Regions from separate parts of the Homo sapiens genome. Here region 1 is linked to region 2. Evidence: chromatin loops called from intact Hi-C (ENCODE). Cell type or tissue: mammary epithelial cell. All regions are shown on one strand. Each heading gives the region's core, and the rest is flanking DNA. Links, peaks and the distances in the headings are about the cores only.

Region 1 (5,383 bases), core at 103-5,102, 120 kb after region 2:
CATTTTGGCCAGGCCCAGTGACTCACACCTGTAATCCCAGCACTTTGAGAGGCCAAAGTGGGAGGATTGCTTGAGTCCAGGAGTTGGAGATCAGCCTAGGCAACATGGCAAAAACCTGTCTCAATATTTTTTAAAAAAGAAAAAATAATTATTTTAAAATATTTATATAAAAATTTAAAAAAAGAAATGAAAATTCTCAGGCTCCATCCCAGACCTATTGAATCAAAAGCTCTGTTTTAATATGAGCCTCGTGTCATTCTAATACACGCTAAGTTTTGAGAACCATGAACCTAAACCCAATGAGCAGAAAATCAGGAATGCATGCAAAATGGTAGCAACAGCAGAGATACATTAGAATCAAGTTTTCAATATGGTACACAAGCATTCTAACTTGCTCACAAACTCCATTATTATCAATTATCTACAATTTTTAGCTCCTCTAGGAAAACCGGTATGCTAGTAGTGGCAGTCATCTAGAAATAGAAAAAAAAAATTAATTCCGTTCAAAACCTCAAAGATGCCCAGTTGGCATGCTGCTGCTGTCCATGCAAAAATAGACTGGAACTTTCCAGGAAGGATGGCAGAATTTCATCACCATCTTTAGAGTCCAGGTGATGGAAAAATTATGAGATGCAGTTATTTCTGTTTGTCTCTAATTGCTTTAATTTCCCTTGCAAACTGAGTGGTTTTTTCCTTCATTTTATAGTATCTGGATCATTTATGCTCCCAAGGCTGTTCTTTTCTTCTTCTTCTTCTTCTTCTTCTTCTTTCTTCTTTTTCTCTTTTGAGACAGTCTCATTCTGTCACCCAGGCTGGAGTGCAGTGGCGTGATCTCAGCTCACTGCAACCTCTGCCTCCAGGATTCAAGTGATTCTCCTGCTTCAGCCTCCCAAGAGCTGGGGCTACAGGTGTGTGTTACCATGCTCAGCTAATTTTTTGCATTTTTAGTATTGATGGGGTTTCACCATGTTAGCCAGGATGGTCTCAATCTCCAGACCTCATGATCCACCAGCCTCGGCCTCCTAAAGTGCTGGGATTACAGGCATGAGCCCACCGCACCTGATCGGCTGTTCATTTTTAAAACATCCATATGTAAATTCTGTTTAATACTAATTAAATTAAGTCAGAAAGTTGCTTCTTTTCAGAATATGTAAACCTCATGCATATTTTCCGTCATGTAAAATACAATATCTTAACATACAAATATAAGAAAACCCCATAATTAAAAATCATTTTTAGAGTAATAACTTACAACTTAATAGTATATTGTCAAATAAAATACCTTCTTTTAATGAAAGAGTTTTTTCTTAATTAGACCTTTTAAGGTATATCTTAAACTCCAAAAACCTCTCCCTTATTCTGTCAAGCTATTTAAACCTTGACACTAATAATAATTATTAAAATGGAAAAATAAGTCAAATGGAAATTGTAGAAATAAAATTTAGGGATATCGCTGAAAAAAATGAAACACCAAATGAATTAAACTGAGTCTCTATATTTGAACTAATACATGAACTAATTATATTTAGAAAGAACTGTCACTTTTGTGTTATCGCAGGCACTTTAAACAAGTACTCTTATTTAGTACATATTAAGGTCCCAGTTTTCTCAGAAAACCCATAAATAATTAATTTCCCTGTAATTAAACACTTTATTAAGTATAAAAAATAAAATATTTCAGCACAAAGAGCATGACATTAACTCAGTGAAGATTTTTTGTGAACACAATGCAAGCAAAATCAATAGATTTAAAATTTTTCAGTTGAATTCATATGAATCCTTTTTTCTAAAATATTTACACAATATGGAATTTACATGTATACAGACATACATATATCAAAAACTGATTACACTATTTTTATAATAACTTTGATCCTTACTGGTGAACTTCAGTATAGAAATGTATAGATGTTTCCTGAGTTATGCAATTTTATATCATTCCCATATAATTCCATTTGTTTTTTTGCCATGTGTCACTAAACCATTCTTCATCTCTGCTCAGAACTGTCACAGACACAATCAAACAGCATAAGGACCAAAAAAATTTTTTTAAGTCATCAGAGCAGTGTTTGATGTGACAATGACAAACCCAAAAGGAGGGACCTTTCAGTTTTTCAGCTAGAACTATGATACCTGAGAGAATACATCTGGGTAAATAACAAAGGAACCTGATAACAAAAAGTTGAGGGTTCTTCTTTAGGAATCATCTGTGTTCATTTTCAAATGAGTGCAAGCTCAGTAGTAAAAATGTTAAAGGAACATCAAATTCTCAGATGCTGTTAAATTAGTTCACTTCCTCTAGATTTGTATTTAAAAGAAACTCTTTACGTTTCTAGATTAGAATTTGCTCTAGCATTCCTTCTGTGTTATAAACAGAAGGCTGTGCTAAATAAGGGCTCCCCCTCATGGTTACACTAACCCAACCTTATCTGAGAGACAGGTTGAATTACTGTAACTGGGAAGACTGGCTTTCTGGTGCCTCCCTACTGTACTCTTGTTCTTTAGCACTTTAGCAGCCTTGTCTACAGGAAAAGGATAAAGGCCTTTGTCAGTCTGTTTACATATTACCAATTCTATAACCCATAGGGGAAATGGAAAACCTCTTCTAATACATTTTGGGTCGTGTAGTGTGTTAGTATCTGCCAAAAATTAACGTGCAAATAATGTGACCTTATTTGGAAATAGGGTCTTTGCAAATATAATGCAGGTAAAGAGTGACATCATACTAGATCAGGGTGGGCCCTAGATCCAATGACAGTGTCCTCGCAAGAGACAGGAAATGGCATACAGAGATGCTGGAGAGAAGAGGGCTGTGTGAAGACAGAGGCAGAGACTGGAGCGATGCTGCCACAAGCCAAGGAACACCAGGAGCCATCAGAAGCTGAAAGAGGCAAGGAAAGATTCTCCCCCTAAACCTTCTGAGACGCTGTGGCCCCACTGACACCTTGGTTGCAGACGTCTGGCCTCCAGAACTGTGAGAGAACAAACTTCTCTTGTTCTTGTTTTTTTGTTTTGAGACAGAGTCTCACTCTGTAGCCCAGGCTGGAGTGCAGTAGCACAATCTCGGCTCACTGCAACCTCTGCCTACCGGGTTCAAGCAATTCTCCTGCCTCAGCCTCCTGAGTACAGGAACTACAGGCGCATGCCACCACCCCCAGCTAATTTTTGTATTTAATAGAGATGGGGTTTCACCGTGTTGGCGAGGATGGTCTCGATCTCTTGACCTCGTGATCCGCCCACCTCGGCCTCCCAAAGTGCTGGGATTACAGGCGTGAGCCACCGCAGCCTGCCCAACTTCTCTTGTTTTAAGTCACCAAGTTTGTGGGAATTTGTTACAGCAGCCCTGGGGAACAATGCATGTTAGGACAGTTTGTGGAGAAGGGCCATCTTCTGTGGGCCTAAAGAGACATTATTAAGGTCGACATAAAGTTCTGGTCCAGATTAAAGCAAGCCTTAGAATTTAGTCTTAGTGGATTTTAGACAGAATTTCCAATGAGCTGTTCTTACGCATAATTGTATGTGGTATAAAACCTCCTAAAGATGATTTTGCTTCACTGTTCACTTGCAGTTCTGGGTTGTGCTAAACTTGAACCACATGGTTTTTACCGGGTGTTTTGTACTCTTTTATGTTATGGTGAGTCAGGTATGGCTACAAGAGACACCAGGGAGGCTCAGAAACACAAAAGTTTATTATTCCCACAGGTTCTAGAGACAGGAGGCAGGGCATACCATACAGGGCTAGATGGGAAAGACACCAGGATGGTCAGGAGGCAGAAGACGGGTGAGAGGGGAGGCATCAGGCCAGAGCCTTTATTGGGGTTTCTGAGGGAAACACAAGGCAGTGCAGGGTGAGCAGCTTAAGATGTGCTGGTTTGAATAATTTTGGAGGGCTCTAAACATTAGCAGTGGTCCTTACTTCCCAGCTACCTGGCCCTAGGATAATGAGGAGGAGGACTATTGCCTCCGGGGTGTGTGGGCTAATCAGAGGAGCTCTAGGTCTGGATTGGTTAGTTTGCATATCAAAGGCATGCTCTGAGCACCCTTTGCTCTCTAAGAACTGACAAGCCCTGGGAAAGACAATCTCTTACTAGCCTAGAAAGGTTTTTTAAAAGATGTTAAATATCATAATATACAGAAAAAATGTTTAAATGTACAATATACCAAGTCTTTCTTGAGTTCAACTTTGCCAGCACTTCCCTCCCTGCCTCCCACTTCTCAAATGTACACAGAAAGTTGCGGCAACAAACAACAGTAAGTAGAGAGTCACCTTTACCATGTAGCAAAAACTGCCCTCTGCCTATGAATGCTTCTCTGGGAAGCTCCTTGAAAGTATGAACATTTTCCCACGTAAAGTTTTCTATTTCAGCTCCTTCCCAATGTGATCTTAAATGCTTTGCCTTCCCTCCCCACTGCGGCGGACTTTGTTGTCTGTTAGTAATAGTTTACTTTGCAATTTTGCCATTCACTGAATATTTTAGGTTTGAAAAGACATCTTATGTTCTAGGTTTGTCTATGCATGACTACTTTTTTTATTATTATTTTTGAGACTGAGTCTTGCTCTATCACCCAGACTGGAGTGCAATGGCGCGATCTCAGCTCACTGCAACCTCCGCCTCCCAGGTTCAAGTGATTCTCCTGCCTCAGTCTTCTGAGTAGCTGGTATTACAGGCACCTGCCACCACACCTGGCTAATTTTTAATAGAGACAGGGTTTCACCATGTGGTCCAGGCTGCTCTCGAACTCCTGACCTCAAGTGATCTACCCACCTTGGCCTCCCAAAGTGCTGGGATTGCAGGCATGAGCCACCATACCCAGCCTGTGCATGACTATTTGTGACACTATATTCTAACCCTCCTAGGAATATTTGGTTTTGTCTAATAAGAGTTGTAATAATAAAATTAATAGTGTCTTATATTTTTTTAGTATTTATTATGTTTCAGACATAGTCCTAATCCTTTAAGCACATTCTCTCATTCCTCCTCACTATAAATTAGATATGATAGACTATTTCCATTACACAGGGAAGGAAAATGGAAGTACAGAGAGGTTACATAACTCTTCTGACATCATGGTTTGCTCAGAATTCATACCAAATGCTTGGCTTGTTCTGTTTTGTTTTTGTTTGGGAGGAAAGAACATGCTTATGATGTTAATCATTGTGTAGTAGGGCCTTCAAACAAATCTCTTATTGATAAAATTTGAATTCTATGAAGTCTTCCCTTTAAGGATTTTGGTTTTAAAAAGGTAAATTATTTTTAACTTTCTTTTTAAAATATATAAGAGATTAGATGAACTTCCAAACCTAAAATTGCAAGTATAATAGTATGAATAATGAGTAGTATTTTTATAGCAGTTTCCATTTTGAGTGCTTTATACATTTTAC
Region 2 (5,383 bases), core at 218-5,217:
TTTGTGAATGTTTTAAGACTTGTTTTGTGACAACATATGGTCATCTAACCTTGAGAATGATCTCTGTGCCAAGGAGAAAAATGTGTATTCTGCAGCCATTGGATTAAATGTTTTGTAAATATCTATTAGACCCATTGGTTCTATAGTGCAGATTAAATCCAATGTTTCTTTGTTGACTTTCTGTCATGGAGATCTGTCCAGTGCTGCAGGTAGGATGTTGAAATCTCCAACTATTATTGTATTGGAGTCTCTCTCTCTCTTTAGCTCTAATAATATTGGCTTTACAGTATGGCAATTCCTCAAAGAGATAAAAGCAGAACTACCATTCGAACAATCCCTTTACTGGGTGTATACCCAGAGGAATATAAATCATTCTACCATAAAGACACACGCATGCAATGGTTCATTGCAGCACTATTTATAATAGCAAAGACACAGAATCAACCTAAATGCCCAGCAGTGACAGATTAGATAAAGAAAACGTGGTATATATATATACCATGGAATACTATGCAGCCATAAAAAAGAATAACATCATGTCTTTTATGGGAACACGTATGGAACTGGAGACTATTATCCTTAGCAAACTAATTCAGGAACAGAAAATCATACACTGCATGTTCTCACTTATAAGTGGGAGTTAAATGATGTGAAATCATGAACACAAAGAAGGGAACAACAGACACTGGACTCTACTTGAAGGGGGAAGGTGGGAGGAGGGAGAGGAGCAGAAAAGATAACTATTGGGTACTGCACTTAATACCTGGGTGATGAAATAATCTGCACAACAAACCTTTGTCGCACGAGTTTATCTGTGTAACAAACTTTCACATGTATCCCCAAATCTAAAGTAAAGTTAAAGAATAATACTATTTGCTTTGTATATTTATCTGGGTGCTTCACTGTTGGGTGCATATATATTTACAATTATTACATCCTCTTGCTGAATTGACCCATTTATTATTATACAATGACCTTCTTTGTCTCTTCTTACAGTTTTTGTCTTGAAATCTATTTTGTGTGACATAAGTGTAGCTACTCTTGCTCTTTTTTAGTTTCCATTGGCATGGAATATATTTTTCCATCCCTTTATTTTCAGTCTATGTATATCTTTATAGATGAAGTATGTTTTCTGTAGGCAACAGAGCCTTGGGTCTTGTTTTTTCATCCATTTAGCCAGTTTATGTCTTTTGATTTGAGAGTTTAGTCCCTTGACATTTAATGTTATTATTGATAAGTAGGGACTTTTGCCATTTTGTTGTTTTCTGGTTGTTTTGTGGTCTTCTCCTCTTTCTTTCCTTCCTTCCTGTCTTTTAGTGAAGGTGATTTTCTCTGTTGGTATGCTTTAATTTCTTGATTTTTATGTTTTGTGTATCCATTGTATGTTTTTCAACTTGAGGTTACCACAAGGCTTGCAAATACTGTCTTATAATCCATTATTTTAAACTGATGACAACAACACTGATTGCATAAACAAACACAAAAATAAAACGAATAAAAACTCTACATTTTAACTTCATCCCCAGCTCTTTAACATTTTGTTGTTCCTCTTTGTATTATTGTACTTGAAACACTGTTTTAGTTATTTTTGATTGGTTCATCATTTAGTCTTTCTACTTAAGAGAAGAGTAGGTTACACACCAAAATTACAGTGTTATACTGTTCTGTGTTTTTCGACTTACTTAACTATTACCAAGGAGTTTTATACCTTCAGATGATTTCTTCTTGCTGATTAATGTCCTCTTCTTTCAGATTGAAGAATTTCCTTTAGCATTTCTTTTAGGACAGGTCTGGTGTTGATTAAATTCCTCATCTTTTGTTTGTCTGGGAAGGTTTTTATTTCTCCTTCATACTTGAAGGATATTTTCACTGGATATACTATTATAGGGGTAAAAGCTTTTTCCTTCAGTACTTTAAATATGTCATGCCACTCTCTCCTGGCTTGTAAGGTTTCTGCTGAAAAGTTGGCTGCCAGACATTCTGGAGCTCCATTTTATGTTATTTATGTCTTTTCTCTTGCTGCTTTTAGCACAGCTCTAGGCCTTGCCCAAAGTCCTTCCCTTTGTGGTCGTGAGTTACCTAAGGCCCTGGGCCTGATCAGAGATGCTGTATGGGATCCAGGGATTGGAGTCAAAAACCTTAGCAATTTACTGGATGTTCTACTGTGGCTAAGCTGGTACTCAAACCACAACACAAAGTCCTTTATCCATAACCTTTGGGAGTTTGACTATTAAGTGCCTGGAGATAGTCTTCTTTGGGTTAAAACTGATTGGTGTTCTATAATCTTCTTGTACTTGAATGTTGATATGTTTCTCTAGGTTTGGGAAGTTCTCTGATAATATTCCTTTGAATAAACTTTTTACTCCTATCTCTTTCTCTGTCTTCTATTTAAGGCCAGTAACTATTAGATTTGCCCTTTTGAGGCAATTTTCCATATCCTGTAGGTGTGCTTCATTGTTTTTATTCTTTTTACTTTTGTCTCCTCTAACTATGTATTTTCAAACAGCCTATCTTCAAACTCACTAATTCTTTTTTCTGCCAGATCAATTCTGCTATTAAGAGACTGATGCATTCTTTAGCATGTCAATTGCATTTTTGAACTCCATAATTTCTGCTTGATTCTTTTTAATTATTTCAATTTCTTCATTAAATTTATTTGATAGTAATCTGAATTCCTTCTCTGTGTTATCTTGAATTTCTTTGAGTTACCTCAACACAACTATTTTGAATTATCTGTCTGAAAGGTCATATATGTCTGTTTTTCCAGGATTGGTTCCTGATGATCTATTTAGTTCATTTGGTGAGGTCATGTTTTCCTGAATGGTGTTGATGCTTGTAGATGTTAGTCAGTGTCTGGGCATTGAAGAGTTAGGTATTTATTTTAGTCTTCACAGTCTGGGCTTGTTTGTACCTGTCCTCCTTGGGAAGGCTTTCCAGGTATTCAAAGGGACTTGGCCCCCATGCCCAATAACGCTCTGGTTTTTGCAGACTTGTAGAGGTACTGCCTTAGTGGTCTTGGATAAGACCTGGAGGAATTCTCTGATTACCAGGCAGAGACTCTTGTTATTTTCCCTTATTTTCTTCCAAACAAATAGAGTCTTTCTCTTTGTGCTGAGCCACCTGGTACTGGGGGTATGGTGATGCAATTACCTTTGTGGCCACCACCACTGGAAGTGTGCTAGGTCAGACCTGAAGCCAGCAAAACACTGGGCCTTCCCCAAGGCCCTTCCCTTCATGAGTTACCTGAGGCCCTGGGCCTGACCAGAGATGCTGTATGGGATCCAGGGATTGGAGTCAAAAATCTTAGCAATTTACCGGATGTTCTGTTCTGCTGTGGCTAAGCTGTTACTCAACCACAACACAAAGTCCTTCCCTACTCTTCCCTCCACTTTCCAAAGACAGAGGAGACTCTCCCTGTGGTCACCACCATCATTTGACAGGGGGTTCTGCCAGGCCACTGCCAATGTTCACCTAAAGCCCAAGGGCTGTTCTGTCAGCTTGTGGTGAATGCTGCCAGGCCTGGGACTCACCCTTCAGGGAAGTGGGCTCCCCTCTGGCCTAGGGCAGGTCCAGAAATGCTGTCCAAGAGCCTAGGCCTGAACTCAGGAATCCCAAGAGTCTGCTTTTTGTTTTACCCCACTGTGGTCAAGTTCCCTTTACTTTTCCCTCTGCTTTTCTCAAATAGAAAGAGTCTTTCACCATAGCCACCACACCTAGGAATGTGCTGTGTCACCCCTGAAGCCAGCACATCTCAGAGGTCAAGACCCATGGTGTACTCCCTGGGTGTTGTTGGTTACTCAGGGCCCAAAGCTTCATAAGTCAGCAAATAATGAGTACTGATAGGACTGGGTCCTTTTCTTCAAGGCAGTGCATTTCCTCTGGGCCCATCCAGGAATGTCTAAAAATGTCATGGAGGAGCTAGGGCCTGGAATGGGGGCTGCACAACTTTTCCCAGTGCCCTATCCTATTATGGCTCAGCTGGTGTCCAAGATGCAAGACAAAGTCCTCTTTACTGTTTGCTCACCTCTCCTTAAGCAGAAGGAAGGAGTCACTTTTGTTGCTGTGAGCTGCACTACCTGGGGTTGGGGGAGGGATGGTGCAGGCACTTTCTTAGCTGAGCCAGCTGGTGTCTCCCTAGGTCACATGCCACCCTAGTTCACTGGTTCTAAGCCTAGACTAGCACCAGAAGTTGCCTAGGAATTGCTTGTGTCCTAGACTGCCTTTCAAGTTAACTAGGACTACAAAGCACTTTAGCCCCCAGTGGCTATGCTTGCCAAGAAACTCAAGTTCCACTACTGAGATGGGCAGTTCCCCTCTGGCTATAGCTGGTCCAAATGCTTTCTCTGTGCACGGGTGCTGCCTGAGCCCAGCACAGCTTTATTCCCCACTGTGACAGAGCAGCACTGAGTTCAATGTAAAGTCCCCCAGCCACTGCACTCTCCTTCCCAAAGTGCACAGATTCTCTCTCCATGCCATACAGCTGCTGCCAGGGGATGAGGGATGGGACGGGTGGCGTCAGCAACTCAAGACTGTCTCTCCTGTCCTCCTCAATGCCTCTTTCCACAATATGAAGTTAAAATTGGATACTGTGATTGCTTGCCTGATTTTTGGTTCTTGTGATGATGCTTTTCTGTGTGCAGATAGTTGTTAAAATTTGCTGTACCTGTGGGAAGGACAAACAGTGTAGGCTTCTATTCAACCATCTTCCTCCACCCCTCAAGGTAAATATATTTTTCTTTCTATTACATTTAGTGCTTTCAGCGTCCTTGCTAAGAAATCTTTGCCCACCCTCAGATCGTGAAGATATTGTAGAAGCTTTTTTTTTTATGAAAGAAGCTTTCTCCTATAGAAATTTTACAATTTTAGTTTTTATGTTAGGTTCACATTTCATTCAAATTAATTTTGGGTGCAGCATAAGATGAATGTCAAAGTTCCTTTTTCCCTTTATATTTACCAATTCTTATAGGCCTATTTGTTGAAAAGACTTTTCTTTACCCATTGAATTGAATTGAATTGAAATGAATTTGCAGCCTTTTCAGAAATCAGTTGCTTGTACATTTATGTCTATTTGTGGAATTTCATTCTGTTCCAGGGATCTATTTGTCGGTTTTCATGTCAGTACCACTCTGTCTTGGTTGCTGTAGCTCTGTAGTAATTCTCGAAATCAAATAATTAGAGTCTCTAACTTTGTTCTTCTCTGGCAAGATTCTTTGAGCTATTCTAAGTTCTTTTCTTCTGTATAGTGAGAGAAAATTAATGATGCAAGAGAGAAGACAATTGTTCATGATATGTCTGTGAGATTACCCACAATCAAACATCATCTACACTAGGTTTGTTATTTTAAAATTGTATATCCATTTGATAGTTGAAATTGATATTTCAT

The links. Peaks named below come from ENCODE experiments on the same cell type or tissue, not always from the same donor. Only the 100,000 strongest peaks of a DNase experiment are listed, where the experiment ranks them.
Region 1: it touches region 2 in a loop (6-fold over the local background); 1 of 110 quality-filtered maps calls a loop at or near these places.

The regions. Positions count from the first base shown.
Region 1 is chr4:158,576,273-158,581,655 of GRCh38, forward strand. The region is part of intron 2 of RXFP1 (relaxin family peptide receptor 1); the gene reads left to right. Among named protein-coding and RNA genes, the nearest start is that of RXFP1-AS1, 14 kb to the left of the region's middle. RefSeq lists an enhancer at 3,738-4,314. In mammary epithelial cell, for the core only: a CTCF peak has its summit at 2,402 (motif pointing left); no DNase peak of the experiment used is centred there.
Region 2 is chr4:158,455,522-158,460,904 of GRCh38, forward strand. No RefSeq gene overlaps it. Among named protein-coding and RNA genes, the nearest start is that of RXFP1, 64 kb to the right of the region's middle. In mammary epithelial cell, for the core only: no CTCF peak of the experiment used is centred there; DNase peaks (open chromatin) are centred at 3,110, 3,220 and 3,730; H3K27ac peaks cover 3,477 bases.